2 separate regions of the Homo sapiens genome follow, and region 2 is linked to region 1. The links are chromatin loops, found by intact Hi-C in ENCODE. Cell type or tissue: chondrocyte. All regions are shown on one strand. Each heading gives the region's core, and the rest is flanking DNA. Links, peaks and the distances in the headings are about the cores only.

The links. Peaks named below come from ENCODE experiments on the same cell type or tissue, not always from the same donor. Only the 100,000 strongest peaks of a DNase experiment are listed, where the experiment ranks them.
Region 2: it touches region 1 in a loop (5-fold over the local background); 3 of 110 quality-filtered maps call a loop at or near these places.

The regions. Positions count from the first base shown.
Region 1 is chr7:148,957,484-148,972,757 of GRCh38, reverse strand. LOC124901768 (a long non-coding RNA gene) reads right to left here and starts at 5,724. Exons shown (of 2, transcript XR_007060580.1): 1 at 5,596-5,724; 2 at 1,988-2,200. It also overlaps RNY4. RefSeq lists enhancers at 5,631-5,680, 7,762-8,261, 8,262-8,763. In chondrocyte, for the core only: a CTCF peak has its summit at 9,856 (motif pointing right); no DNase peak of the experiment used is centred there.
Region 2 is chr7:148,276,916-148,292,189 of GRCh38, reverse strand. All of the region lies in intron 21 of CNTNAP2 (contactin associated protein 2), which reads right to left. Among named protein-coding and RNA genes, the nearest start is that of C7orf33, 310 kb to the left of the region's middle. RefSeq lists an enhancer at 1,109-1,663 and a silencer at 11,879-12,079. In chondrocyte, for the core only: CTCF peaks have their summits at 5,621 and 5,821 (motif pointing left); no DNase peak of the experiment used is centred there.

The DNA.
Region 1 (15,274 bases), core at 8,610-11,109:
TGGATGGGAAACCTTGGAGAAGCCTCGTAAGGTTTCCGGCGAGGGGCAGAGGCGATGATCATTCCGTGAATCAAAACAGGGAAGTTGAGTGAGGGAGGCAGTTCTGAAAAAGAGAAGGAAAGGATGACAAGGTTGGTAGTGAAGAGGTTGCTTGAAGTTCCAGTGAGATACTCATGTGGAACTAGCTGGCTGAAGCCGTGGGGTAGGAGATGTATCAAGGACAGGCACATTTGTGTAGGCCAAGGGCTGGAGAAGGCAGAGAAAGGGAAGCAGAGTCAGGCAGAAGGGAGGAGCTTCATGTGAGAGTTGGGTTAAGGAGAAGAAGGACTCAGCAGCCACTGGGTTTGTCAAGACAGAACTGGTGACCCGAGAAAGCAGGGGGATTCAAAAAAACATTTTAAAGGGAACATCTACTGGATGTGCCCAGTGGCATTCGGAACCCATTTGTATCCACCTCCCGGATACAGAATAGGAGGCTGGCAGTGAGTGGAAGGCAAAGAGACGGCCACGGTGTTGGGAGGAATCACAGTTTTTCTTTTCTTTTTTTAAGATGAAATCTTGCTCTGTTGCCCAGGCTGGAGCGCAGTGGCGAGATCTCGGCTCACTGCAGCCTCCGCCTCCGGGGTTCAAGCAATTCTCCTGCCTCAGCCTCCCGAGTAGCTGTGACTACAGGCATGCACCACTATGAGTGGCTAATTTTTGTATTTTTAGCAGAGATGCGGTTTCACTACGTTGGCCAGGCTGGTCTCAAACTCCTGACCTCAAGCAATCCGCCCACCTTAGCCTCCCATAGTGCCGCGATTAAAGGCGTGAGCCACCGCGCCCAGCTGGAATCGTCGTTTTTCAAGACGGTTAAGATGGGTGCATGTTTTCAGATGGTGGGGAAAATTGATATAGAAGAGGTGAGGGGTTAAGTTTTGGGGGGGCCACTGGAGTCAGGGACCACCTAGTTACACAATGCAATCAAAATTAACCTGAGGGCCAGGCGCAGTGGCTCACGCCTATAATCCCAGCACTTTGGGAGGCCTGAGGCAGGAGGATCACTTGAGCCCAGGAGTCTGAGACCAACCCAGGCAACATGGCAAGAATTTATCTCCACAAAACCATAAAAAAAAAATTAGCTGATTGTGGAGGCACACGCTTGTTGTCCCAGCTATTTGTTAGCTGAGGTGGGAGAATTGTTTGAGCCCAGGAGGTAGAGGCTGCAGTGAGCCATAATCACACCACTCCACTGCACCCCCAGCCTGGGAGCAAGACACTGTCTCAGAAAACAAAACAAAACAATCAAAAAACACACTGTGGCTCACGCCTGTAATCCTAGCACTTTCAGAGGCCAAGGCTGGAGGATCACATGGGGCCAGGAGCTGGAGACCAGCCTGGCCAACATGGTGAAACCCCATCTCTACTAAAAATACAAAAATTAGCCAGGTGTGGTGGCACCCGCCTGTAATCCCAGCTACTCAGGAAGCTGAAGCAGGAGAATCGCTTGAACCTGGGAGGTGGAGGTTGCAGACAGCGGAGATCGCACCACTGCACTCCAGCCTGGGCCACAGAGAGAGATTCAGTCTTGAAAAAATGAAAAATAAAAATACAAAAAAAATTAAATTAACCGGGCGTGGTGGTGCACATGTAATCCCAGCTACTTGGGAGGCTGAGGCAGGAGAATTGCTTGAACCCGGGAGGTGGAGGTGGCAGTGAGTCGAGATCGTGCTACTGCACTCCAGCCTGGGAGGCACAGAGAGAATCTGGATATATATTACCAACATGAGTTATCCCTGGTAATGTATACCTTGTTCCCCTGGCTGAGGTGTGTTTGTCAGCTTTCTCTGCCGTAAAGTGGCTCTTTTTACTTACTCTCTCTCCCCATACTGTACTTTTTGGTGGAAGTTTGACCAGGACAGTTTTTCAATGGTATTTCTCTTCCACAGGCCTGACTTTTCCTTTGTCACGACAACACTCACATCTGTGAATATACCCACATCCTACGTTTGCCGCCACGAATACTTCTTTCCTTTATTATCTTATTTTCCTCTATCATCTTCTTTTCTTTTCCTTGTGTACAGCTTTCTCTTGAGTCTTGCCAGTTGGTCTGCATTAGATGGTGAATAAATATCCATAGGAAGCAAAAACTTGGCAAGTGGGTGTTGCTGGAGCATGGGAGACAAACAGTTCCCGTGACCTCAGGTGATGAGGCTGTGAGCTGCAAAGGGAGTTGTTTTAATTGTAATGCTATCGGCAGTGACACATGTAGCAGTTAATCACCACATCAATCCATCTATAGCATAATTATCATCTCAGTTAAAACATCAGAGCCTGCTGGCAAGTATCATTAAGTCTAAATTGGATGCCTGGGCAATGTTCTAATTACAATATTTGAATTTTTAAAGTGAACTCATGGAAAGATTAGCTTCATGCTGTAATTATTGATTTCCACCTATTGGACAGGAATATGCACAATGTACTCTTGAAGTAAATGATCACTCTCTCCTTATAGCACTAAGGTGGGCTTATTTATATGATTAATTAAAGTAATTACATCTTGCTTCTTATAATAAAATATATATTAGAATATATTCAATTCTAATTACATCGTACATTATATTATAGAAAATATTTTGTTTGAGCTCAGGAGTTCAAGCCCAGCCTGATCAACATGGTGAGGCCCCGTCTCTACTAAAAATGCAAAACTTAGGCTGGGCATGGTGGCTCACGCCTGTAATCCTAGCTCTTTGGGAGGCCGAGACAGGCGGTCAGGAGATCGAGACCATCCTGGCTAACATGGTGAGACCCCCATCTCTATTAAAAATACAAAAAATTAGCTGGGCGTTGGTGGTGGGCACCTGTAGTACCAGCTACTCGGGAGGCTGAGGCAGGAGAATGGCGTGAACCCAGGAGGTGGAGCTTGCAATGAGCCAAGATCGCACCACTGCACTCCAGCCTGGCGGACAGAGCGAGACTCCGTCTCAAAAAAAAAAAAAAAAAAAAAAAAAAAAAAGCCGGGTATGGTGGTGTGCATTTGTAATCCCAGCTACTCAGGAGGCTGAGACAGGAGAATTGCTTCAAATCAGTAGGCGCAGGTTGCAGTGAGCCGAGATGGCACCACTGCACTCCAGCCTGGGCGACAGAGTGAGACTCTGTCTCAAAAAAAAAGAAAGAAATTAAACTATAGGGAAGTCATCTTTTGATTAAAATAGAAAATGTAATCCTTGGCATTGGGCCTCTGCTTTTTTAGGCTCCTGCTGTACAGATTTGGGAAGCACTGGCTCTGGTGAACAGGGCAAGCCTGCTGAAAATGTGACCTTTTTGGCCTTGTATTAGGCCATTCTTGCGTTGCTATAAAGAAATACTGGCCAGGCGCGGTGGCTCACGCCTGTAATGCCAGCACTTTGGGAGGCCTAGGTGGGCGGATCACGAGGTCAGGAGATCGAGACCCTCCTGGCTAACACGGTGAAACACTGTCTCTACTAAAAATACAAAAATATAAAAAAATCAGCCGGGCGAGGTGGCGGGCGCCTGTAGTCCCAGCTACTGGGGAGGCTGAGGCAGGAGAATGGCATGAACCCGGGAGGCGGAGCTTGCAATGAGCCAAGATGGCGCCACTGCACTCCAGCCTGGGCGACGGAGCGAGACTCCGTCTCAAAAAAAAAAAAAAGAAATACTGGAGACTGGGTAATTTATAAGAAAAGAGGTTTAAGTGGTTCACAGTTCTGCAGGCTGTAGAGTAAGCGTAGCACTGCATCTGCTTCTGGGGAGGCCTCAGGAAGCTTCCAATCATGGCAGCAGGTGAAAGAGGAACAGATGTGTCACATGACAGGAGCGGGAGGAAGAGTAGGGGGGAGGTGCCATACTGTTAACCAGATTTCGAGTACTCACTCACTATCTTGAGGGCAGCAGCGAGCCATGAGGGATCTGCCTCCATGATCCAATCACCGCCCCACCAGGCCCCACCTCCAACATTGGTGATTACAATTCAACATGAGATTTGGAGCAGACATCCAAACGATATCAGGCCTCTATCCTAAGGGCCACAGTGCCACCGTGGATGACCAAGTGGGCTGTGCCCTGCATGACTCTCGGAGCCACCATTCCTGCAGAGTCTAGAATGTAGACTGGACTGAGACTCATGCCCTGGAGTTGTACTAGGTGGCTGTGGACCGCCCATAAATTATGTAGGTGAGGGCAGGTGCTATGGCACATGCCCGTAATCCCAGCACTTTGGGAGGCTGAGGCAGGCGGATCACTTGAGGTCAGAAGTTCTAGCACAGCCTGGCCAACATGACGAAACCCCATCTCTACTAAAAAAGACAAAAATTAGCTGGGTGTGGTGGCATATGCCTGTAATCACAGCTATCAGGAGGCTGAGGCATGAGAATTGCTTGAACCCAGGAGGTGGAGGCTGCAGTGAGCCAAGGTTGCACCACTACACTCCAGCCAGGGTGACAGAATTGAGACTCTGTCAAAAAAAAAAAAAAAAAAAAGGCTGGGTATGGTGGCTCACGCTTGTAATCCCAGCACTTTGGGAGGCCGAGTTGCGCGGATCAGGAGATCAGGAGATCAAGACCATCCTGGCTAACACGGTGAAACCGCATCTCTACTAAAAATACAAAAAATTAGCCGGGCTTGGTGGCGGGCGCCTGTAGTCCCAGCTACTCGGGAGGCTGAGGCGGGAGAATGGCATGAAAAAAACAAAGCTCATTTTAACGTCTTAGCCATTTTAAGTGTACCGTACATTCAGTGTTAAGTGCATTCACATTGTACATAATCAATCTCCAGAATGTTTTCATCTTGCAAAAACTGAAACTCCATACTCAAAAATAACAACTTCCCATTCTAAGCTCCTCTCCCCCACAATCCAGCTCCATGGTCACCACCATTCTGCTCCCTGTGTGTATGAATTTGAGAACTCTAGTATTCTAATGTGGAAACACACCACAGCTGGTTTATCCATTCATCCATAGAGGAGCATTTGGGGTTTCCACCCTGTGGCTGTTGTGGATACTGGTGCTAGGAACATCAGTGTAACAAATGTCTGCTCGATTATTCTCTTACTTTGAAAAAACTTTCAAAAAACTAGTTTGAGCCCAATAGGCCTGATTTGCTCTAACGCTGGGTCCTGGATCGCTGGTTGTTGGATCTGAATCATACTGCAGTTTGCTTTCTCCAGACTGGGTAAGGAGCCACTCTTGTTCTCCCTGCAGCCCACTTTTCTGTCACAGGTATTGATATTGATCAATATCTTGCATCCCGGCGGGGCGCAGTGGCTCACGCCTGTAATCCCAGCACTTTGGGAGGCCGAGGTGGGCGGATCACCTGAGGTTAGGAGTTCCAGACCAGCCTGGCCAACATGGTGAAACTCCGTCTCTACTTAAAATACAAAAATTAGCCGGGCTTGGTGGCGCACGTGCCTGTAATCCCACACACTAGGGAAGCCGAGGCAGAATTGCTTGAACTTGGGAGGCGGAGGTTGCAGTGAGCTGAGATGGCGCCACTGCACTCCAGCCTAGGCAACACAGCAAGACATATATATATATGTCTTGCTATATATATAAAAAACCCCTACGTGTCTTTGCCTCTCTGTGCGCCCCCCACACTTACCCTGATGCTTCTTATGTGAGGAGCGGGAACACCGGGCTTTCTTTTGTTCTCCTGCGTGAAGGCTCCCAGGGAGCCTCACCTTCTCTGGGACTTGCCTGGAGCCTCTGCGAGAGGCGAGTATCGGCACCACCAGGCCAGCCCCGAGCAGCATCTCCCATGGGCTGTCCAGGTTCGAGCCAGCGCTTGTCACCCTGTCTGCGTCCTGCAGGGGGCGCCAGAGGCCCAGCGGTCGTTCGGCCCTGTCAGCTGGTTGACACCGAGGGCCAGGATTGCGCTCGTTTTTAAGTATAATATTTTAGGAACGCCGTGACCCCACCCACCTTGGCTGACTGACTTGTGAGATATGACCAAAAACAATGAATCGACATGGAGAAATTGGAACGCTTGCACTCTGCTGGTGGGAACAGAAAATGGTGCAGCCGCTGTGGAAAACAGTCTGGCAGTTCCTCAAAAAATTAAAAATAGCATTGCCGGCTGGGCGCGGTGGCTCACGCCTGTAATGCCAGCACTTTGGGAGGTCGAGGTGGGCGGATCACGAGGTCAGGAGATTGAGACCATCCTGGCTAACACGGTGAAACCCCGTTTTTACTAAAAATACAAAAAATCAGCCAGGCGTGGTGGCGGGCGCCTGTAGTCCCAGCTACTCGGGAGGCTGAGGCAGGAGAATGGCGTGAACCCGGGAGGCGGAGCTTGCAGTGAGCCGAGATCGTGCCACTGCACTCCAGCCTGGGCGACAGAGCAAGACTCCGTCTCAAACAAACAAAAAATTAGCATTACCTTATTTATGATTCACCAATTCCACTTCTGGGTGTGAACCCGAAAGAATCTGGCCGGGCACGGTGGCTCAAGCCTGTAGTCTCAGTGCTTTGGGAGACTGAGGTGGGAACATAGCTTGAGCTCAGGAGTTCGAGACCAGCCTGGGCAACATAGTGAGACCCCCGTGTCTGCAAATAATTTTAAAACTTGGCTGGGCACGGTGGCTCATGCCTGTAATCCCAGCACTTTGGGAGGCCGAAGCGGGTGGATCACTTGAGGTCAGGATTTCGAGACCAGCCTGGCCAACATGGTGAAACCTCAAATCTACTAAAAATACAAAAATTAGCTGGGCATGGTGGCACATGCCTGTAGTTCCAGCTACTTCGGAGGCTGAGACAAGAGAATCACTTGAACCTGGGAGGCGGAGGTTGCAGTGAGCCATGATAGCACCGTTGCATTCTAGTCTGGGTGACAGAGCAAGACCTTGTCTCAAAAAAAAAAAAAAAAAAAAAAAGAAAAAAGAAAAAAAGACTTGAAAGCAGGGACTAGAAGGGAAGATATGTGTACACCTGTGTTCATAGCAGCATAGTTCACAATTAGCCATAAGGTAGAAGCAACCAAGTACCCATCGAGGGACATGAATGAGTAAACGCAATGTGGTATGTACAGTCATCTACAGTCGTCCCTCGGTATCTGTGGGCAGTGGTTCCAGGACCCCTGCTGGATCCCAAAATCCATGGTTGCTTAAGCCCCTCATAAGATGGTGTAGAATTGCCGGGCGTGGTGGCTCACACCTGTAATCCCAGCACTTTGGGAGCCTGAGGTGGGTGGATCACGTAAGGTCAGGAGTTCGAGACCAGCCTGGCCAACATGGTGAAACCGTTTCTACTAAAAATACAAAAATTAGCCGGGTGTGGTGGTGGGTGCCTGTAATCCCAGCTACTCAGGAGGCTGAGGCAGGAGAATCACTTGAATCCAGGAGGTGGAGGTTGCGGTGAGCCGCGATCACACCATTGTACTCCCAGCCTGGGTGACAAGAGCAAAACCTCCGTCTCAAAAAAAAAAAAAGATGTAGAATTTACATATAACCTATGCACATCCTCCCATATACTTATAAATCATCTCTAGATTACAAGTACAGATTTAGATAATACCTAATACGATGTACATGATATAGAAATAGTTATTATGCTGTATTCTTTAATGAATAATGACCCTGAAAAAGTCTATGTTCAGAACAGACAAAACTATCTATTTTTTCCCCCTAATATTTTCAGTCAGCGGTTGGTTGAATCCATGAATGTGGAACCTGCAGATGCGGAGGGCCAACTATCTTTTTTTTTTTTTTTGAGATGGAGTCTCATTCTGTCACCTAGGCTGGAGTGCAATGGCACAATGTGGGCTCATCGCAACCTCCGCCTTCCAGGTTCAAGCGAGTCTCCTGCCTCAGCCTCCAGAGCAGCTGGGATTACAGGCACCCACCACCATGCCTGAAAAATGTTTTCTATTTTTAGTAGAGACAGGGTTTCACCATTGGCAGGCTGGTCTCGAACTCCTGACCTCAAGTTATCCACCTGCTTTGACCTCCCGAAGTGCTGGGATTACAGACGTGAGCCACCGCATCTGACCCTAACTATCGTTTTAAAGGCACACTTGTCCCCCTCCCTGTTTCCTCCTAAAACAGCGAGCCGGCATCCCTGCCTCCTCCTAGGCGTTCTTATTTGGTGTAGGATGGTGATAAAGCCACCCCATTCCTTTCCTTACACAGAATCCCTCCCCTTTTGGGGTCGGCATTTTCTTGGACAATCAAATGTTCTTGGAGCTGCTGACTGCCTCAGGGATCTTTTTTTACAAGAAATAGTGGTGATCATGATTGGGCTACAACAGCTGCTGGGGTGGTCCTGATCCCTGGGGCCAGGACTGGGAGGACTGAGAAATGTGGCCAAGGCATCAAGGCTCAGGGGTCGCACCCTCAGCCATTCTTGAGACCCTCTCACCAGCAGCACAAGGCGATGCTGCCTCTCAGGCCCAGGGCGGCTGCCCAGGAATCAGCTTTCTGTGGCCGCTTTTCTTCCTTTTCCAGGAGGCCTTTGTTGTTAACCCTTTGGTGCATCAGGAAGTTGATCATTCCATTCCGTAGAGACGGAAGCAAACAAGGAAAGGAAAAAAATAACTCTGATGCTGAAACAATGTTGATGAAAGCTTAATTGAGAAGTTTCTTGGAGAGACTCCACCGAACAGAATCGGTTGAGCAGAAAATTGAAACAGACACAAACACTGTCTGTTTTGGATCGGACTGGTTTTTATTCTGGAGATAAAGTGCAGCAAGGATTGTGAATAAATATGAGGGCTGGGGGACACAGCGCTGTCAAGTTAACCGTTCTGTGCAAACGCAAAGCTGGCGGACAGGGGCCTCCTTGTTTGAGGACAACGGCCCCGACTGAGGCTCTGGGCTGACAGGAAACGCACCTATAGTCCCAGCTACTTGGGAGGCTGAAGCAGGAAAATTGCTTAAACCTGGGAAGTGGAGGTTGCAGTGAACCGAGATCGCACCACTGCACTCCAGCCTGGGCAACAGACTGAGATTCTGGCTCAAAAAAAAAAAAAAGTACATTCAGGCTGGGCACAGCGGCTAACGCCTGTAATGCCAGCACTTTGGGAGGCCAAGGCAGCAGGATAACTTGAGCCAAAGGAGTTGGAGACCAGCCTGGGCAATATAGTGAGACCCTGCCTCTACAAAAAAGGAAAAAAAATAACTGGATATGGTGGCATGTGTCTGTAGTCCCAGCTACTCAAGAGGCTAAGGTAGGAGGATTGCTTGAGCCCAGGAGTTTAGAGCTACAGTGAGCTATGATTGTGCTACTGTACTCCAACCTGGACAACACAGTAAGACCCTAAAAAGAAAAGGAGGGGGACATTTATGTAAGAATGCTTTCCCCCCAACATGAATATTTTGTAAAGTTAGCTTGTTTGATTGAAATACAAAATCAAATGGTAAAAAGCCAGTCAAATTTAGCAGTGGGGGGTTGTATACCAACTTTAGTGACACTAATGTTAATAAGTTCTGATAACCCACTACCATCGGACCAGCCAGAAAAACTGCTTTCACTTTCATTTTATAAATCTCTGAAGTGGCTACTCTAAATAAGTTAGGATGAGTTATTTTAAGAATTCTCCAAAAAGTCTGATATTATATGACCCCTACAAAATAATACTGCAAAAAGCCATACATTATCTGATTATCTTCCTTTAATTTTAAATAGCTTAATGCAAACTGATATTCAAAATAAATGTAGTTGCATGATGGGAAATAGACGTAAATTACCAAATGGAAGCCTCTTGTCCTTTGCAAATACCTGAAGACATTCATGAATCAAAGAAAAGTAAATGAACATATTTGTGTCAAATGCCCAGCAATAGAAACGTTGAACATTTAATGTCAACAAAATGAGCTTTGGTGTTTTTTTTTTTGTCGTCTCCCTGCCTGTGATCTGCAAAATGCCTTCCTGAATCAAGGCAGCAGCAGATGGCAGCAGTGCCCAGAGCATGCACTTTCCATCCACTTTCCCACGGAGCCTGGACCAGAGAACTCCTCACCCACGAACACACTGTTTTCACATCACCCACAAACACGCTGTATTCACATCACCCACGAACACGCTGTGTTCACACTGGTTGTTTCCTGGGACTTTTCCTGATAATCCTTAATAGTTCCTATAAATCACATGGGTACGCCAGGTTTAATATGCTCAGATCTCTCACCTTTCAGACAGGTTGCTGCTGGCATTGAGAAGTTGCCATAATCCTGAAAACAGCCTTTTACCAATGGTTTTATCAATGAAAGCCAAATCCCTCTCAATGATTAGATATAAGCACTCTCACTGAGTTTAGTAAGAAATCCCACATTAACCAGAAAAAAAAGGAATGAAAAGGATTAGAAAGTGATCAATAAACCTTAACTATTATTATCTTTGCCTATCAAATCTCAATTTTCCTGTTTTAAGTCATTCATATTTTAACATACCAAATGTTAAAGTATTAGGTTGGTGCAAAAGTAATTGTGGTTTTTGCCATTAGTTTTAATAATAATTGGAAGGTTTCAACTGACAGAAGAAAATGTATGTTCAAGATTATGATTAACTTGAATGCTTAGGAAATGTCACTTTCTTTCTTTCTTTTCTTTCTTTTTTTTTTTTTTGAGATGGAGTCTTGCCCTGTTGCCCAGGCTGGAGTGCAGTGGCCTGATCTCGGCTCACTGCAACCTCCTCCTAGGTTCAAGCCATTCTCCTGCCTCAGTCTCTCAAATAGCTGGGACTACAGGCACATGTCACCATGCCCGTCTAATTTTTGTATTTTTAGTAGAGACGGGGTTTCACTGTGTTTTCCAGGCTGATCTCGAACTCCTGACCTCAAATGATCCACTCTCCTCGGCCTCTCAAAGTGCTGGGATTACAGGCATGAGCCACCGCGCCTGGCTGGAAATGTTACTTTCTAAGGCATAACATTCCCCACCTTCATATGTATTGAGCTCAGCTAATCCCAGGAATTTTTTTAAAGTAATTGGAATGAGAATTATAATTGTTCTGGGACCTGGGCTTAGAGATGTGAAGGGCTGAGGCTTCCGGAGAGAGAGTGAAGAATACAGAAAAGACACAGTCCCTACCCTCAACTTGGTGATTGCTCCAGCAGTGATTAGGACAACTTTCCAAAGTAGACTAGCTGAGATTTCCTGGAGGGCTGGCCAGCTGCTCTGCCTCCCGGGTTCACGCCATTCTCCTGCCTCAGCCTCTGGAGTAGCTGGGACTACAGGCATCTGCCACCACGCCTGGCTAATTTTTTGTTTTTAGTAGAGACGGGTTTTCACCGTGTTAGCCAGGATGGTCTCAATCTCCTGACCTCATGATCTGCCCACCTCGGCCTCCCAAAGTGCTGGGATTACAGGCGTGAGCCACTGCGCCCAGCCACATCTCTTGTTAAAACATAAATAATCAACTTCTGTTTAACATGGTAGGCTGCCCACCAGCAATTGCCTCAATTCCTTTTGGAACCATTAAAATTAGACTGAAATAATAAAAAAGGAGCAGAGAAGAGAAAGAAGACACACTTGCATTCCTTCCTCTGCCCTGGAATGAGGTTTGGGGGTGTGGGGCTGGAGAGCCATCCTGAGACCACGAGAACAAAAGCCCTCACTTAGGAAGGCCTAAGAGAAAGAAAAAAAAGTCTTGGTGCATTGATGACAGGTGGGGCACTGCTCCAGTTCTGGACACGGCCCACCTCCATACTTTCTGCAACAAGAGGACACTAAATCTGCATGAGTTTAAGCCACTGTTACTGGGTTTCCTATGACACACAGCTCAACAGATTCCGAGCCATTAGAGAGAGTATAGAAAGTGTGAGATATGGACGGCTGGATCACTGGTGGGGTATGAGGAATTTTAGCTAGCACTGGATGTAAAGTTAGTAAAGTTCTTCAAGGAAGAACAATCTTAGTTTGACGATAATATGTCTTTAACACCTCCCATTTGTTAAGCTGCTTTTTTTTTTTTTTTTTTTTTTGAGACGGAGTCTTGCTCTTGCTCTGTCTCCCAGGCTGGAGTACAGTGGCATGATCTTGGCTCACTGCAACCTCCGCCTCCCAGGTTCAAGCAATTCTCATGCCTCAGGCTCCCAAGTAGCTGGGATTACAGGTGGGCACCACCACGCCCAGCTAATTTTTGTAATTTTTAGTAGAGACAGGGTTTCACCATATTGTCCAGGCTGGTCTCAAACTCCTGACCTCAGGTGATCTGCCCACCTCAGCCTCCCAAAGTGCTGGGATTACAGGCATGAGCCACCGTGCCTGGCCAAAAAAGTTGATTGTGGTTTCATGTGCATATACATTTGCCAAAAGTCATTGAACTGAATAATTAAAACGGGTACATTTTATTGTATACAAATTAAACTTCAATATGGATAAGAAGAAATAAATCTCTACTCAGGGGTGAAGAAAAAAAGAAATGAAAAAGAAGTAACTAATTAAAACAAGTTTATTTAAAGGAAATATTGTGTGAATAACTATTAAAGTCATCCTTGGATTTCACTAAGCATCTCAAATGGCCGAGGTGGAGAACTGAGTTCAGTGAGGGGTTGAACAGACACTGAGCTCAAGGTCCTAGAGGCGCATCCAGGAGAGGCCTTGGGGCTGGAGCTGGGTGCTGCTGAGAACCTGAGGGCAGACAGAAAGGAAGTGAATGCAAAGACCCCACAGTCTTGCTTTGGTCTACCTGGAAAAATCATCATTTTTTTAAGGAATTTGGGCCATTTGGCCATAGGGGTCATAGGTAAATACTTTCCATAAGTTAACTTGTACTTTTCTTCAAAACATGCTGGAAAACATTTCATGGCTTCCTGCTGCCTTCAAAGGATGTTAAAGTTCCTTGTTTCTCCGGCTCCTGTCTTCCACAGGCTCAGCTGTGCAGCCTGCCTCCACCCAGGCCTCTGTCATGACCCTCTGCCCTCCAGCCGGACCCCAGAACTGTCTGTAGTTCCCCAGTGAGTTACTCTCTTTGGCCCAGAGGCCTCTGTCCATGCTGCTGTCTCTCCCATCCATACCGATTATAACTAGAGCCCCTGTTGGCAAGGAAGGGGAGGGAAATGATTATTTTAGGGGAACCTGTCTGTGGACACAACAGGTCCACAAAATGCACAAAAGCTTTTTCAGTCAGCTCTGCTAAGCAGCTCTCTGACATGATATCTCCCTTTACAAACCTCTGTGCATGGGATATAAACATGTTTCCTCTAAAAAGCATAAGGAGGCCAGGCACAGTGGCTCACACTTACAATCCCAGCACTTTGGGAGGCCGAGGTAGGAGGATCACTTGAGCCCAGGAGTTCCAGACCAGCCTGGTACACGCCTGTAGTCCCAGATATTCATGCCCATCATGCCTGGCTAATTTTTGTATTTTTAGTAGAGACGGTATTTCACCATGTTGCCCAGGCTGGTCTTGAACTCCTGACCTCAGGTGATCCACCTGCCTTGGCCTCCCAAAGTGTTGGGATTATAGGCATAAGCCACCATGCCCAGCCCTCTTGGGTTTTTATGGAAGCCTCCTGATGTCAGCATGCCTTCCCTCAGTCTGGAATGAGAGAGTCTCATGACCCACAGTCATAAAGCTGAGGGAACGGGAGGGAGCAAAGAAAAAAAGTACCAGAAAAAAAACAGGAAAGGTGAGGGAAGATTGGAGTCCTGCCTTGGGGCAGGCGAAAGGAGGGCAGAAGGCCAGAGAAATTCTGTTTTCTGAGGCCTGCCCTTGAGGCCTGACGCTCCAGAAAGTGATAACGAAAGGCGGTCACAGGGCTCTGGGAGGTACTACCGGGTCGCACAGGGGATACAGCTGCACGGGGCTTAGGGATCATGGGCAGGCCCATCCCTGGCCCTCAGATCTCTGACTGAAACCAGGACAACAGGGGAAAAGAGTCACCTGTGTCCACCTGAGTAACCCAGGAGGGGACTGAGGCTCCAGGTGAACCAAGGAAGGCAGCGTTTTTTGTTTGTTTGTTTTTTGAGGTGGAGTCTCACTCTGTCGCCCAGGCTGGAGTGCAGTGGTGCAATCTCGGCTCACTGCAGCCTCTGCCTCCCAGGTTTAAGCGATTCTCCTGCCTCAGCCTCCCAAGTAGCTGGGATTACAGGCGCCCACCACCATGCCTGGCTAATTCTTGCATTTTTAGTAGACTCAGGGTTTCACCATGTTGGCCAGGCTGGTCTTCAACTCCTGACCTCAAGTGCCTGCCCTCTTCAGCCTCCCAAAGTGCTGGGAGTACAGGCGTCAGCCACTGTGCCCGGCTTTTTTTTTCTTTTGAGACTGAGTCTCTCTCTATGCCCCAGGCTGGAGTGCAGTGGTGTGATCTTGGCTCACTGCAACCTCCGCCTCCCAGGTTCAAGCGATTCTCCTACCTAAGCCTCCCAAGCAGCTGGGACTACAGGCACCCAGAAGGCAGCGGTTTTGTTCATCAAGGTTGTGGTTCTAAACGATGCATCTTTAAGCCGCCTAGGCCCACGACCTTCCCTCTTGACTTCACACCACATCTTTCTACAGCCTCAGCCAAACCCTATCCGGGTTCCCTAAAGATCTCTGAGCTTTCATCTCTCCCAAGAAGAGGCCCCAGGGCACACGCCAGCATGAGGTTCCCAAAAGCTGTCTATCAGATGTATCTCGTAGCATAGAGACTATAGGGGCCTCGCCCTTTGACATTTTTCTCTCAAAACCAGTAGTTTTAAAAATATTTTTAAAATCATTAAACTCACAGCCATAAAAAAAAAAACAAGATCATGTCTTTTGCAGGAACACGGATGGAGCTGGAGTCTATTATCCTTAGCAAACTCACACAGGAACAGAAAACCAAATACCGCATACTCTCACTTATAATTGGGAGCTAAATGATGAGAACTCATGAACACAAAGAAGGGAACAGCAGACACTGGGATCTGCTTGAGGGTGGAGGGGGAGGCAGGAGGAGCAGAAAAGACAACTGTTAGGTACTGGGCTTAATACCTGGGTGATGAAATAATCCGTACCACAAGCCCCTGTGACATGAGTTCATCTGTGTAACAAACCTTCACATGTACCCCCGAATCTAAAATAAAAGTTTAAAACAACAACAAAATAAATCATCACAAACTTAAAAACATCATTAAACTCTTTGGGATTCTGATGAAAGTTTTGTGTCTATGTGTACAAAATCATACACATTCACATATGTACAGACATCTTGTGTGTGGTTTTAGGGTGTGGTTCATGGACCACCTCCCCCAAACCTGACCGTAAACCCCAGATAAAGAAAATCTGGTGTACCAGCCTGGGCAACATATTAAGACCCCATCTCTATACAAAATTTAAAAATTAGCCTGGCCTGGTGTGTGCCTGGGGTCCCAGCTACTCCAGAC
Region 2 (15,274 bases), core at 4,800-7,299, 680 kb after region 1:
TCTCTTATACATAGAATTTGGAAAACTTCCTTTGTGAAAACCTGTCTTTTACAAAAAACAGAACAAAACAAAACAAAACAAAAAAACCTTTGCTTTTGGGGTTTCCTGGTTCTAGCTAGTGCTGATCTGGGACATGTTTTTTTTCTTTACTCCTAGGGCTAAAATATGAAATGTTAACATTCCTGCTGCTGTGTTTGCCTCACCACCCAGCACCACTCCATGGAAACCAACAGAATGAAATGAAATTAATCATCGCTTCTTCTGAGATGTCAAAGGCTGGATTTTGGTGCCCTTTTCCTGGCCCTTAAGATTTTATATCTAAAGTAAGAAGTTATTTACACACTTCTTTTAAACATTTTTTTTCAAAAATTGACAAGTAGAAATTTCATATATTTGTGGTATACAACATGACGTTTTGGAATCTGTATACCTTGTGAAATGGCTAAATGAAACTATTTAACATACGCATTACCTCCCATGCTGTGAGGGTTAATACTAACTGTCAACTTGATTGGACTGAAGGATGCAAAGTATTGGTCCTGGGTGTATCTGTGAGGGTGTTGCCAAAGGAGATTACCATTTGAGTCAGTGGGCTGGGAAAGGCAGACCTACCCTTAATCTGGGTGGGCACCATCTAATCAGCTGCCAGCACGGCTAGAATACAAGCAGGCAGAAAAATGTGAAGAGGGAGACTTGGCCTAGCCTCCCAGCCTACATCTTTCTCTTGTGCTGGATGCTTCCTGCCCTGGAACATTGGACTCCAAGTTCTTCAGTTTTGGAACTCGGACTGTCTCTCCTTGCTCTTCAGCCTGCAGATGGTCTATTGTGGGACCTTGTGATCGTGTGAGTTATTACTTAATAATAAATTCCATATTTTATATATATATATATTATATATATATTCCATTAGTTCTGTCCCTCTAGAGAACCCTGACTAAAACACATGCTGATCACTTACATACTTCTTTTATTACTGCGAACTCTCATATACTAATTTACCATGTGATTGAAGTCAGTACGGCCTCTGAATATCTAGATTCTTGCACATCGTAGAGATCTCTAAAAACTGGAAAGTCTCAAATCCTCTTCTCTGTAGGACTCAGCACCATCAGATGGTGAAGATCTACATTCATAGAAGTATAAATTCTGACTTGCGCCGGTCAATTTTGTGAAAAGAAGCTTAAAATGGTGCCAAAGCAACACCAAAACCATCCTTTCACAAAACCCATTTCAAGTAATAATTCTCCTTCATGCAGCCACAAAAATAATATCCTCATGGGTATAAATCTTAGAAGGCTGCTGGAAAAAGCTCTCTGTACTTAACGATTGATGGTCCTCAGGGACAGGAATGTGCCCCATGCTGACACATTTATCACCTGTGTTTAGAGCCAGAATAGCACCAGGGAAGGGCTTTGTAAAGAGGTGAGCCTGAGTGCCAGGGTGAGTGATGGATTTGACATAAAAGGCTGAAATGGGAGGTCTAATTACGACAGGGAATGAACAACTACCTTAATGAATCTGCCGCAGAAATTTAGTGTTGTAGGCACCAGCCACATGAAGATAGAAAGTGATAGGGTGGTTGCTCACACCTGTGGAATGCATTATTTAGAACCTGATCACTATTCATTCTGAAATGATAGCATAAAGTGAAGATAAATTCCCATCTCTGGAAATTCTCCTATCCTTGACCTTCACAATGAGAATCAAAACAAAGGCAGCTTTCAAAATGATAAAAAATGTTTTCCAGATTTACTTTCTTTCTTAAAGCATTATAGAGAAATATTTTAGGGTTAGAATTTGCACAGGAATAGAACAATCAGCTTGGTTTTCCGTATGGCTGACTCTCTTTACCATGTGATAGAGGGTTGTGCTTTGATTTCTAAAAGTGAAGGTGAAAACTGTTATGTACAATGATTTTTTAAAAAACAAGAAACATTTTCACTTCAGTTCAATTTGTTTTTCTTTTTCCTCTATTTTTAATTTTAAGCTTAAATTTAATATTTTATCACCTTAAATACTAAAACCAGATACATCAAAATATTATTCAATTATGTTGCTATATTAAAAATCTAGGATACCGTGACTACTTAAATATGACTTCCCTTTTCTATCAATTGAGAAAAGAAATCCCTTTATATTCTGCATATAACACTGAACATAGATTCTGATTTGAACATGTGCTACAATTTTCATTAATGTCACCTGAATTTCCATTATTATTAAGGAAGCTATTTAAAAAAATGTGGTTTGTTATTTTTGTCATTGCAAAAAATAACTCAGGCTTTAAAAGGTTTGTGTGAAAGTGGGTTCATCATCAGCAGAGTTTCTATTGATGACATCATGTGTGTGCAGAGGGAACGTCTGGTCTCTGTTGCTGCCTCCCCCAACAGCCTTGGTTTCTGGTGTGCCTTGTCCTGTAAAGAGGTGAGGGACTGAGCTGGGAAGTCCAGCCAGCCAACAGCAAGAGAGCTGGCCTGTGGAAGGCTTCCATGAGCTGTGTGGCAGCCATCAGCATGATTGGCTATTTTGATGCCACCAGTGTTTGCTGAGAGCAATTCTGTTCCTTTACCCGCCTCCCCAACATGGGGTGTGTGTGTGTGTGTGTGTGAGTGTGAGTGTGTGTGTATTCATTTACATTATCATTTTGCTTCTTGGACACAGGGAAAAAGGAATGAAAAAAACCAAGTAAGTTGGTGTTTATTGGTCATACTCTAGTTGAGGGCTGCCTCAAATCTCTCTGCTATTTCACCCTGGGAGGACAAATCTGTTCCGAAAACTCCCATCAAGACAGTATCTGTGTACCATCCGAGTGACATGTAGTCTTGCCATTCAGGTCATCTCTTAAGCAGAGAGCACACTCTTCCTGCTCCTGAAAACACAATTCAGGTCAGCATCCACCTCTCTTCTCCCCACTCTTCAGTTTCCTCCACCTGCTTTTCACAGAAAAGATTCACCTTCTCCTTTCCAAATCCTCCCACTATGGCCCGTTAAGCACAACCCTGGAGCTATTGTGACTTTCTAGGGGCTGGGAGACAACTGAAATTTCTGAGAGCGCTGAGCTGATAGGGTCCTATTAGAGTGCCTGGTGCACAAAACCTGCACCTTTGGAATATTGGGGTAATCAAAGGGAGACAGGCCTGCTAGGTAGGAATCCCACCACCCTGAGTTGCACTTCTCTTGTGTATTCAAAAATTCAATATACAAAGTGGGTTTTTCTCTCTTTTTTTTTTTTTTTTTTTTTTTTTGCTGAATAAGATATTTTAATCTGTTGTAATTAAAAAGTCAAAGTAGAATGAACAGGAGGTTTAAAAACAGGTCCCCATGCCAACCTCAAGCATGTAGTTGTTGTCCAAGAAATATTTGCTAAATTTAATTGAATTGTGGCTTATGAGTCACTTCTCTGTACCATAAAAGTCTTGGTGGAAAGGTTTTGCAGATACCTTAAATTAACTGGCTATGTTTGACTCTTTTGAAAAGGAAGCAGGGGGAATGATTGGAACAATTTTCAAAAAATAGGTAAAAATTATTAGGTAATATATAATCTGAATAGACCCACAAATTATTAGTGTGATTTCTACTCTATTATTTAATTTAATAGTTTTACATTATCTTAAAGAAGATGCTATGGTTTGAATGTGTCCCCCAAATTTCATGTGTTGGACACTTAATCTCTAAATTCATATGTTGATGGTATTTGGAGGTGGGGCCTTTGGGAGGTAATTAGAATTAGATAAGGTCATCGCGGTGGGTCCCTATGATGGGGCTGGTGGCTTTAAAGAAAGAGGAAGAGAGGCGGGGCGCGGTGGCTCATGCCTTTAATCCCAGCACTTTGGGAGGATGAGGCGGGCAGATCACGAAGTCAGGAGTTTGAGACCAGCTTGGCCAACATAGTGAAACCCCGCCTCTACTAAAAATACAAAAAAGTAGCTGGGCATGGTGGTGGGCGCCTGTAATCCCAGCTACTTGGGAGGCTGAGGCAGGAGAATCACTTGAAGCTGGGAGGCGGAGCTTGCAGTGAGCCAAGATTGTGCCATTGCACTCCAGCCCGGGCGACAGTGTGAGACTGTCTTTAAAAAAAAAAAAGAAAAGAAAAAAAAAAAGGTTGGGCGCGGTGGCTCACGCCTGTAATCCCCGCACTTTGGGGGGCCAAGGCGGGCCGATCACGAAGTCAAGAGATTGAGACCATCCTGGCCAACATGGTGAAACCCCATCTCTAGTAAAAATACAAAAATTAGCTGGGCGTGGTGGCACGTGCCTGTAATCCCAGCTACTCCGGAGGCTGAAGTAGGAGAATCAATTGAACCCGGGAGGTGGAGGTTGCAGTGAGCCAACATCATGCCATTGCACTCCAGCCTGGGCAACAAGAGTGAAACTCCAATTCAAAAAAAAAAAAAGAAAAAAAGAAAGAAAGAAAGAGGAAGAGAGACCTGAGTTGACCTGGTCTTGCCTTCTCACCATGTGATGCCCTCCACCATGCCATGACACAGCAAGAAAGTCCTCACCAGAAGTGGCCCCTGGACCTTGGACTTCCCAGCCTCCAGAAGCATGAATGAAATAAAGTCATTTTCTTTATAAATTACCCACTCTTGGGTATTCTGTTATAGCAACAGAAAATCAGAGGATATATGCATATTTGTTAAAAACAGTTGCTTTGGGATTAAGATGATTATAAATGTGTCAGGAAAAGGAGGGCCAATGGGTCACATGGCATGAAATAAAAACAATCACTCAATCGGTGGCATCTTGCTGGCCACTGATGTTACCTAGTCCAAGAGCTGGGAGGTGTATACAATTATGAGCGAAGCTGAACAATTGTTTTTGTTTATTGACTTTTGCCTTTTTTTCTATAGTGGCTGTTCAAACTTTAGTTTCTTGATTTGATTTTTTCCTTACAAAAATAAGGCTGAAATATTATTTATCAATCAAAAGAAATGATCTATCAAGCCATGACCTGAAGGAAACTTAGATGTATTTTACAAAGTGAAAGAAGCTAATCTGAAAAGGGTACATATTGTATGATTCCAATTATATGACATTCTGGAAAAGGCAAAGCTATAGAGGCAGGAAAAAGATCAGTAGTTGCCTGGGGACCGGGCAAGGAGCAGAGGGGAGGGAGGGATGAACAGGTGGAGACAGAGGACTTTTAGGGCAGGGGAACCACTCTCTATGATACTGTAATGGTGGATCTGTGTCATTACACATTTGTCCAAACCCAGAGAATGTACGGCCCAAGAGATTATTAGGGTACTATGTGTGGCAAGTATGTAACACCAAAAACATGACGTAGAAAGATGTTAATAAGAAGAGAAACTATGTATAACGTGGGGAGGGGTGAGGGAGTATATGGAAACTCTCTGTACTTTTTGCTCCATTTTTCTGTGAACCTAAAAATGCTCTAAATTACAGTCAATTGAAAAGGCTGTAAAGTTAAACCTTCAAACTATTAATCCACACGATAGTGTTTTATTTGCAAGGCTAAGTCACTTTGTTTAATTAATAATGTGACTTCCTTTGTATTATCATTAATTTGATATTAATTAATTTTGATAAAATAACCGTAATAGTTAAGAAATAACAAAAAGATTTTTTTTAACGTGTTTTAGGGTTTGACTTCTATAACTTAGAGTAAGAAAATCTACTAAAACTTACAGTGTTTTAAAAAATAGTAATTAGGCCCACAAAATTAATTTATGATTTATATTAATCCTTTCCTTATTGTTTGACTTTTCTTTCCTTTCTACTTCCTAATGCACTTCCCATATTAACCAGAATTTTGAAGCCAGGTCTTTCTGTGTATAGGGAGCCCAGGCTGCCACAAGACAGTTTGGAGACCTCTACTGGTTAAAAGCCGATGAGAGCACTAGGATCGACACAGAGAGATGGAGGAAAAGGAAAGAGGAGAGAACCTTATCAGGAATTGACATGGTCCCCTTTCTGAAGCATCAAATAAATACACAGTTGACCCTTGAACAATATGGTTTTAAACTGCATGAGTCTACTTATATGTAGATTTTCTCCTGCCTCTGCCAACCCTGAGACAGTAAGACTAACCCCTCTTCCTCCTCCTCAGCCTACTCAATGTGAAGAAGATGAGGATGAAGACCTTTATGATGTTCCACTTCCATTTAAGGAATAATAAATGTATTTTATCTTTCCTATGATTTTCCTAATAATGTTTTCTTTTCTCTAGCTTAATTTATTATAAGAATACAGTATATAATACATATACAAAATATGTCTTTATCAACTGTTCATGTTATCAGTAAGGCTTCTGGTCAACAGTAAGCTATTGGCAGTAAGTTTCTGAAAAGCCAAAAGTTGTATGCAAAATTTTGACTGCATAGGGGGTCAGCACCCCTAATTCTCCTGTTGTTCAAGGGTCACCTGTACTATGCCTATCTCTCAGGGTCTTTTCTCTTTCATAAAACAAACACAGACAGTAAATAAACCAACAAGCACAGAAAGACCCACCCTGGAATCATGGTTCTACCACTTACTAGCTATATGACTTGGCACATGTCACTTTAAAACTTCAGAGCCTCTTTCCTCACATGTCAAGTGCAGATTTAAGTAGGCACTTACTTGCAAGGTTAGAATTAGTGATAATGTAGTGCCAGGCAGGTGTTTCACACTTGGAAGGCATTCAACATACACTGTCCTCCATAGTACCTGTCTAGTTACTGTAAGTGAGACTGAAAGACAGTCTGTTAAATAAATCTGGCACCCGTGATAAAAGACAATGGAATAAGGCTCACTTCTGTGTATGGCTTTGCTTTAACCTCTGAGTTTGTATTTTGAATGCTAATTCCTCCCAGTCAATAAAGATGGAGTAACAGTTGGAAAATGAATTTACCTTGGAGAAGTAGTATAAATTGTGAATTAAAAATTATTAAACACTTCTTTTAGAAGATTATCTTCCTTAGATAAATACACTTTATTGTTTTTTAACAGCTACATTTAAAAGCAGGAAAATAATTCTTACTTAGACCACAGAGTCTGTCTTATCACCAGAGCACAGAGCTGTGACATTCAAAATCTAGCCATGCTTGCTGCCAAAAAACATAACAGTCCCATTAAATATCTGTTATAAACATTTAATGCTTTTTATAGCAGGATTATTCACACCCTATAGATTTTTAAGAGGTGAATAATTCTTTCATGCAAACATTTGTTTTTCTACAACTGCTCTATTCTTCCTTCAAAGTGCTACAGAAAAGTCTGTGGGGATGCCAGTCTTCCCAAATGTGGCCATGTTAGTGCCGGAGGAACATTCAAAGCATAGACTTATTGGGCCAAATCTGCTTCTTCTGTTACCATTTCATTGTGTTTTTCTGTTTTGTTCTTCAGAGCATTCAAACAAGGAGTGACTTGATTTCTTTTTATTCCAATTTGTTAACCTTCAAGCTCTCCAAAGTTTAAATTCCAGGTCGTTAGCAAGATTACATAAAGGGTCTTTGTAGCCCAGACCTTTTTCTTCGAAACATGTTATGTTCCCCTTCCACGGACCTTAAGATGCAGTGGTGTTGAGTGACAGCCAGTCTTTATGCTATAGGAAGCACCATGAGATTTCACAAACCAGAAGGAGAAGACCAGGCTCTACCTGGGTAGCCTTAGTTGGACTTGTTAATCTAGTGTGCTGAGCAGTAACCACTCTCCTCTTACCTCCATGTATTAGTCTGTTTTCACTTTGCTGATAAAGACGTACCTGAGACTGGGTAATTTACAGAGAAAAAGAGGTTTAATGGACTCACAGTTCCACATGGCTGGGGAGGCCTCATAATCATGGCAGAAGGTGAAAGGCACATCTTACATGGCAGCAGGCAAGAGAGAATGAGAGCCAACTGAAAGGGAAACCCCTTATAAAACCATCAGATCTCATGAGACTTCTTCACTACCATGAGAACAGTATGGGGGAAACCCCCCCATGATTCAATTATCTCCCATCGGGTCCCTCCCACAACAAGTGGGAATTATGGGAGCTACAATTCAAGATGAGATTTGGGTGGGGACACAGCCAAACTGTAACGCTCCATGAACATCATGTGTGATAATAGCTGTGGAAGAGCTGTTTAAACTGCAAAATAATATAAAAACATAATGTATCATCATATTCATGTGATGCAGGTTAAAAATAATTCAGTCAATTGTCACTATTTGCAGTAGCTATGTTTCATACAGTTGCTGCTAACACTCAATTAGTGAATACTAAAACATTGTTCCTAAAGTAAATACAGGGTTAGGTTCCTGCAAGCATCTGGTCATAACATTTTATCAACCAACCAATACATTACCTTGCTTTATGTGTGTATCTTATTTAATATTCAGTTTTGAAATAAATGTTGTTGATTTATTAACATTGAGCTCATGGCTGCCAGCACAATCAGTCATGCCTAAAGACAGCTCATCTAACAGATGTATTTTCTCCACAGGACAGATCGCAGCGTCTTGTGCTTAGGAGCAATAGATAGCATTTCAGCACTCCACTTAGGGGCCATTTTATACAGTAAAATCACCAATAAAAACACAAGAATGCAAAAAAAATGGCACTGAATAGACTACAAAAATGATACTTGTTTATGGTATAAGAGCTGAAACTAGAAGGCAAGGGCATCACCTTGTTTGACTTCAAATGAGAATGTACACATTGATGACAAATTGTTTGCTGCACAGCACATGTCTGCAAATAACCACAAAAGCACCAAGAATACTACTTTTGAGGTTCTAAATAAATTTTAGAGAGTAGGTGAATTTGTAAATATGAAATGTATAATAATAATGATCAACTGTATATAAATAAGAAATTCAAAAATTTTCCATGCCTTCTGGAATACTTTGGAATGTTATAATAATAAGAATTCTTTCTTTCTTTCCTTCCTTCCTTCCTTTCTTTCTTTCTTTCTTTCTTTCTTTCTTTCTTTCTTTCTTTCTTTCTTTTTTTTTTTTTTTTTTTGAGACAGAGTTGCTTTTGTTGCCCAGGCTGGAGTGCAATGGCATGATCTTGGTGGCTCACTGCAACTCCACCTCCTGGGTTTAAGCAATTCTCCTGCCTCAGCCTCCCAAGTAGCTGAGCTTACAGGTGCCTGCCACCATACCTGGCTAATTTTTGTAGTTTTTTAAAGTAGAGATGGGATTTCACCATGTTGGCCAGGCTGGTCTCGAACTCCTGACCTCAGGTGATCCACCTGCCTTGGCCTCCCAAAGTGCTGGGATTACAGGTGTGAGCTACCGAGCCCAGCCTAGAATTTTGGCTTTCAAATGTTTGTTTATTTCAAAACAATTGGGTATGCAAAAGTATGTTGTGTGTCAAAGACAGGTGAGTTGAAGATTTGGGACAGAAATAAGTGTTTTGACAATCTTCTTTAACCAAATACTAAAAATGTGATTAAAACAGAACTTCTGATCTCTCATCACATTTTAACAATAAATGATTTTTTTTGGTGGGGGTTGCTTTTGTTAATTAAAAATAATTTAATTTTGGAAACCATGGAAAGATGATGATACCAATTGGTTTTCAATCAAAAGTTTTTTTCAGTTTTTCATTGTTTGAGTGTTCTTTTTATGAGTGACCCAGGATTGGAGTCAGCCATTCTTTATTTGTATTAGCTAAAAGTCAAAGATTAGATGTAATGATACTGCCTAAGACGTACTGGACACTCACTGTGTGCCAGGCTGTGTGATAAGCCCTTTACATTCATGATAGCATCTTTCATCTTCCTAACAAAGCTTATGATATTGGCACTACTATCATTCTCATTTCACGGTTAAGAAAACTGAAGCTGAGATTTGTAAGAAACCTGTTAAAGCTCCTCGAGCAGGTGAGGCAACTGGAATTGCAGGTGTTCTGACACAGAGCCTGTATTGAGCCTGACCCTCAATGTTCAAAATATCCTCTTCCAGCCTACACTTATGACAAGATTTGCCTTTGCAGCTGTTTTATCTAGATATTGAGAGTATGTTTGCAGGTTATGATGTATTAATTATTTATTGTCCTTGTTAAAGACACATTTGGGTGATAAGCAAAGATTATTCTGATATTGACAGTATATTATATTGAAAATATCGTTGAAGGCTGGGTGTGGTGGCTTATGACTGTAATCCCAGAACTTTAGGAGGCCGAGGTGGGTGGATCATGAGGTCAGGAGATCGAGACCATCCTGGCTCATGTGGTAAAACCCTGTCTCTACTAAAAATACAAAAATTAGCCGGGTGTGGTGGTGTGAGCCTGTAGTCTCAGCTACTCACAGGAGAATTGCTTGAACCCGGGAGGTGGAGGTTGCAGTGAGCTGAGATCACGCCATTGCACTCCAACCTGGTGACAGAGTGAGACTCCGTCTCAAAAAAAAAAAAAAAAAAAGGAAACGTTGTGAAGTACCAGCTATGTGACCTTGGCTTCATTTAACCTTTCTGGGCCTCATTTTCCTCAGCTGTAATGTGACAAAGTTTCAACAAATTATTTCTTAGGGCCTCCTATGATTCTATAAGGCAATAATAATAATAAAGCCCAATAAATGTCTAAGAATGAAAGTCAATGCAATTAAAAAAGAATGAGAAGCCAGCCTTGAACTAGAACTCCCTGAGTGAATTCTTTTAAAATAGATTTCCTTCAGCCTTGAGAAGATTCTGGACATTAAGACTACGCTATATGTTCTTTAGGATATGAAAAACAGGACATAATTTCTTCTCTTCAGTTTAAATATTATTTCTCACCTATCACTTCAATGAGCTTTCTCATCAGTGCTTTCCTGCTGCTTCTGTCCTTATAGTAAAACGCAAAGGCAACTGACCAGAAATTTCAATTAACTATTTGCCATTTGTTCATTTATCAATTTTGCTGCATTCTACTCTTAGGAGGTAGAGATAAATCACAAGGCGATAAGCTGCCATCGGGGACTTTCCTTGAGAGAAGTTGCAGGCAGTTTAATCTACCCCATTTTCTCTAGCTCCTTTTTAAAGAAATGTATTATATTAATCATTCTCTTCAATAATGACTCTAAAAGAACTACAAAATTCTAAGCTGTAAATAAATAATAATTCCCACATATTTCCTAATCTCTACTGGCTAGCGCAGGAAAGTAAAGAGGGAATGGGTAGAACCGGTGGCTTAATCGCTGCAGGTCCCTCTCCTGTCCCTCACGCTCCCCCAGGGTGGATGGCACTAGCCCCTAGGAGACACTGACTAAATATCCCATGAATAAATGGCTCCACAGAAGAAGGTGGACTTGGTCTTCTTTTACTTTTATTGCTTTTCCTTTTCTTTTTTCTTTTTTTTTTGAGATGGAGTCTCCCTCTGTTGCCCAGGCTGGAGTCCAGTGGTGTGATCTCTGCTCACTGCAACTTCCGTCTCCTAGGTTCAAGCGATTCTCCTGCCTCAGCCTCCCAAGTAGCTGAGATTACAGGCTCCCGCCATCTTGCCTGGCTAATTTTTGTATTTTTAGTAGAGACGGGGTTTTGCCGTGTTGACTAGGCTGGTCTGAAACTCCTGACCTGAGGCGATCCACCTGCCTCAGCCTTCCAAAGTGCTGGGATTACAAGCATGAGCCACCGTGCCCGGCTTTTTATTGCTTTTTCTAATTGAAACTTTAATTGAGTCCATTGTAGAATCACATGTAGTTGTAAGAAATTGTACAGAGAGATCCCCTGTGTATTTTGCCCAGTTTCCCCATTGGAGACATTTTGCAAATCAGGAGTACAGTGTCACCATCAGGATATTAACATTGATATGATCCAATGATCTTATTTCAGATTTTGTACTCTTGTATGTGTGCAAATGTGATTCTGCACAATTTTATCATCTGTGTAGGTCTGTGCATCCACCACCATAGTCAGGATAATGAATAATTCCCACTGCAGAAGAATCTCTCTTTTTTATTTTTAAATTTTTGAGATGGAGTCTAGCTCTGTCACCTAGATGCAGTACAGTAGCATGATCTTGGCTCACTGCAACTTCTCTGTCTCCCGGGCTCAAGCAATTCTCCTGCCTCAGCCTCCCGAGTAGCTGGGACTACAGGCATGGGCCACCATGCCTGGCTAATTTTTATATTTTTAGTAGAGACAGATTTCACCATGTTGGCCAGGCTGGTCTCGAACTCCTGACCTCAAGTGATCTTCCTGCCTCAGCCTCCCAAAGTGCTGAGATTGCAGGAGTCAGCCACCATGCCCGGCCTCCTTGTTTTCCTTTTCTAACCACACCTCTCTTCCTTCCCCTTCCCTCCTGTCCTAGTCACTAACCCTTGGCACTCACTAATCTGTCCTCAATTGTAAAATTTTGTCATTTCAAAAATGTTGCATAAATGGGATCATTGGGTATGTAACCTTTTGGGACTGGCTTTTTTTCCATTGGCACGATTCTCTAGAGATTCATCCAAGCTGTTTTGTGTATCAGTAATTTGTTCTTCTTCATCATTGCGTTCATATGCAACACCTGAATGACTTTATAATGGAGATATATTCTGACATTTATCAATAGGCTTTTTTCTTTTTTGCCTTTCCCAGTAACGATCAATGTCCTAGTCAAGCCAAGACATCTATCTGCCTGAGGAGGAGATGGGAGATAAAGACAGGAAAAGGCCGTGTTACAGGTGGTGTTCGGTTTCTGATATGCACCTCAGTGCTATGCATCCATGGAATAGCCTTGAATGTGGCTAGAATGGAAGTCTTAATTTTTATTCCACAGTTCCTAAACTACTTCTCTCCCAGGGTACCTCATTGTAGTAGGCAGCCCCACCACTGGGCCAGCTATTCAGGCCAATACCTTGGGAAACGCTCTTTGACTTCTCTTTCTCTCACCCACCACATCCGGTTGATCACCAAATACTATGGGCTCTGACTTCAGTGTGTTCCTAGTCCAAAGATTTCTCCATCACCATCACTGCTGTTGCGTTGGTGCACGTGCCTCTAACTCTCACATGGACTCCACAACTGTATTTGAAATGGTCTCTTAGTGTCCATCCTGCCCCTATATCAGCCCACCCCTTCTGCAGTTAATACAGCATCCCACAGCTGGAATGACCTTTCTAATATGTAAATTGGATTGTGTTACTTATGTGCTCAAAACCTTCTACTGTTTCTCATCTCATTTAGAATAAAATGCAGACTCTCCATGATGGTCTCCATCTGTGCAATTGGCTGCTGGCTAACCCTCTGACTTCATCTGTCTCCTGCCACTCTGTCCCTTGATGGCTGTATTCCAGCCATGTTGGTTTTCTTCCTGTCCTTGAACAAGCCAGGCGTGTCCCTACCTCACAGCCTTTGGACTGCCATTCTCTCTTCCTGGAAGGCTTTTCCAGCAGATGTCCACACAGCCAGCTTTCTCACTTTGTTAAGGCCACTGCTTAAATATTGCCTTCTCAAAGACGACTTTCCTGGCCATTGTAACATGCTTTCCTGCTAAGCCTCTTTTACTTTTCTTCATAGCACTTATTGCTAACATTTATATTACACAACTCTTTTCTCATTCTGTCTATGCTCATGAGAGTACATGGTTCATAAAGATAAGAGATTTCTGTTTTATCCATTGTTCTGTGCCTAGCACCTGGTACATGTGAGCACTGAACATACTTTTGAGTGAATAAAATGATTTCCCCAAGTTCCTTTGCTCAGGCTTTTTTTTTTTTTTTTTTTGAGATGTAGTCTCACTCTGTTGCCCAGGCTGGAGTGCAGTGGCGCGATCTCGGCTTACTGCAAGCTCCACCTCCTGGGTTCACGCCATTCTCCTGCCTCAGCCTCCCGAGTAGCTGGGACTACAGGTGACCACCACCACGCCCGGCTAATTTTTTTTTGTATTTTTTAGTAGCGACAGGGTTTCGCCATGTTAGCCAGGATGGTCACAATCTCCTGACCTCGTGATCTGCCTGCCTCGGCTTTCCAAAGTGCTGGGATTACAGGCGTGAGCCACCGAGCCGGGCCTACTCAGGCTTTTTAGTACATCGAGGAGGTCACAGAGTTCTCCTGCATCCACCTCCTAAGTATGGAAGATGGCATTGGCGGCCCCTAATTCTTTACCCTTCCCTGTATCCGTGGCCTTTGCCATGTGACTTTGCTGTTTTCTTCACTGAAGGGAAAGCAAGTTTCTCTTCTCCTCGACTATGGATTTGGCCACATGACTTAGTTTAGATAATCAGATGTTAGTGGATGTGACAAGACCAAAGGCCTGGAAAGTGCTTGTGTGAGTGGCTTGTTCTCTCGTGTCTCTGCCAGAGAAAAACATGCCCATGCTAACTCCCTGGTCCCAGGAGGAAGACGAGAGGTGTACAAGAGAAACTTCGGCCCTTAGCTGACCCGCAGATTAGTGATAAAAATAGAATTGTTGTTTTAAGCAATTGAGTTTTGGAGCTATTTGTTAGATGGTGCTTTTTTTTTTTGTAGGAAGTAAAAGCAAAGCTTTTTTTCTTTTTTTCTTTTTTCTTTCTTAATGCCCTAGAAGACTATGAGAAAAGGAGGAGATACAGCAGGAGAGACGAGAGCTAAGCTTTGGCCCAGAGAGCAGAAGTGGGTTTCTAAAGGATGACGGATGGGACCAAGGGTTTAGGGCTCTTGCCTTGCTTCCCAGTCTGGGGCTCTGGGGAGAGGTTGCTGTGTAGGGGGTCGGTGGTGGTGGGGGGCGGTCCTGTACTAACATGGGGCAGCCAAGCCTCATGTAGAGAGGGAAGAAGAGTAAGCCGACAGGGTCTCTGGTCCTCACGTGCATCATCTCATTCTCGTGCAGCATGAAGCCTTAGATGAAAGCCCTCACTGCTTGATAGCTGACGACAACCTGCCATGGGGAGACGGAGGATGCGAAAGAGACTTAGGGCTTAGGGGTCTCTCAAGTGGGAGATTGAGGGCACAGCAAGTAAGCAAAGGGCAGGATGGCAGGTGCTCCCTGGGAACACTGCCTGAGTCAAAGAAAGGGACTCTAAGTTCATCAACCACAGATTTAAGCTCCAAGGCCAGAAGAGCACTCAGGGACACAGGACACTGGGCTGGAGGCCAGCAGATGCCTGGCCATGCAAACTCAAGGACCAGCATGCATCCAGGTCTCTCCCTGCCCACGGTATCATTAGAATGCTAAAGCTAGACATGTTGCTGCCTGTCTCCTTTTATATTCTGTACACCTGGTCCCCACCTTATAGAAAGAAGCAGAGGACGGGAAAGGCTCTTCGAGAAACTGAACATTTTTATTCATGAGGGACAGAGCACAACCAGGAAGGAATTTTGAAATGATTAAGTCAGAATCAGCTTTAAACCAGCCTGGATGTTTAGCTTATTTGCCTTTGCTACCCAGAAGGAATACGAC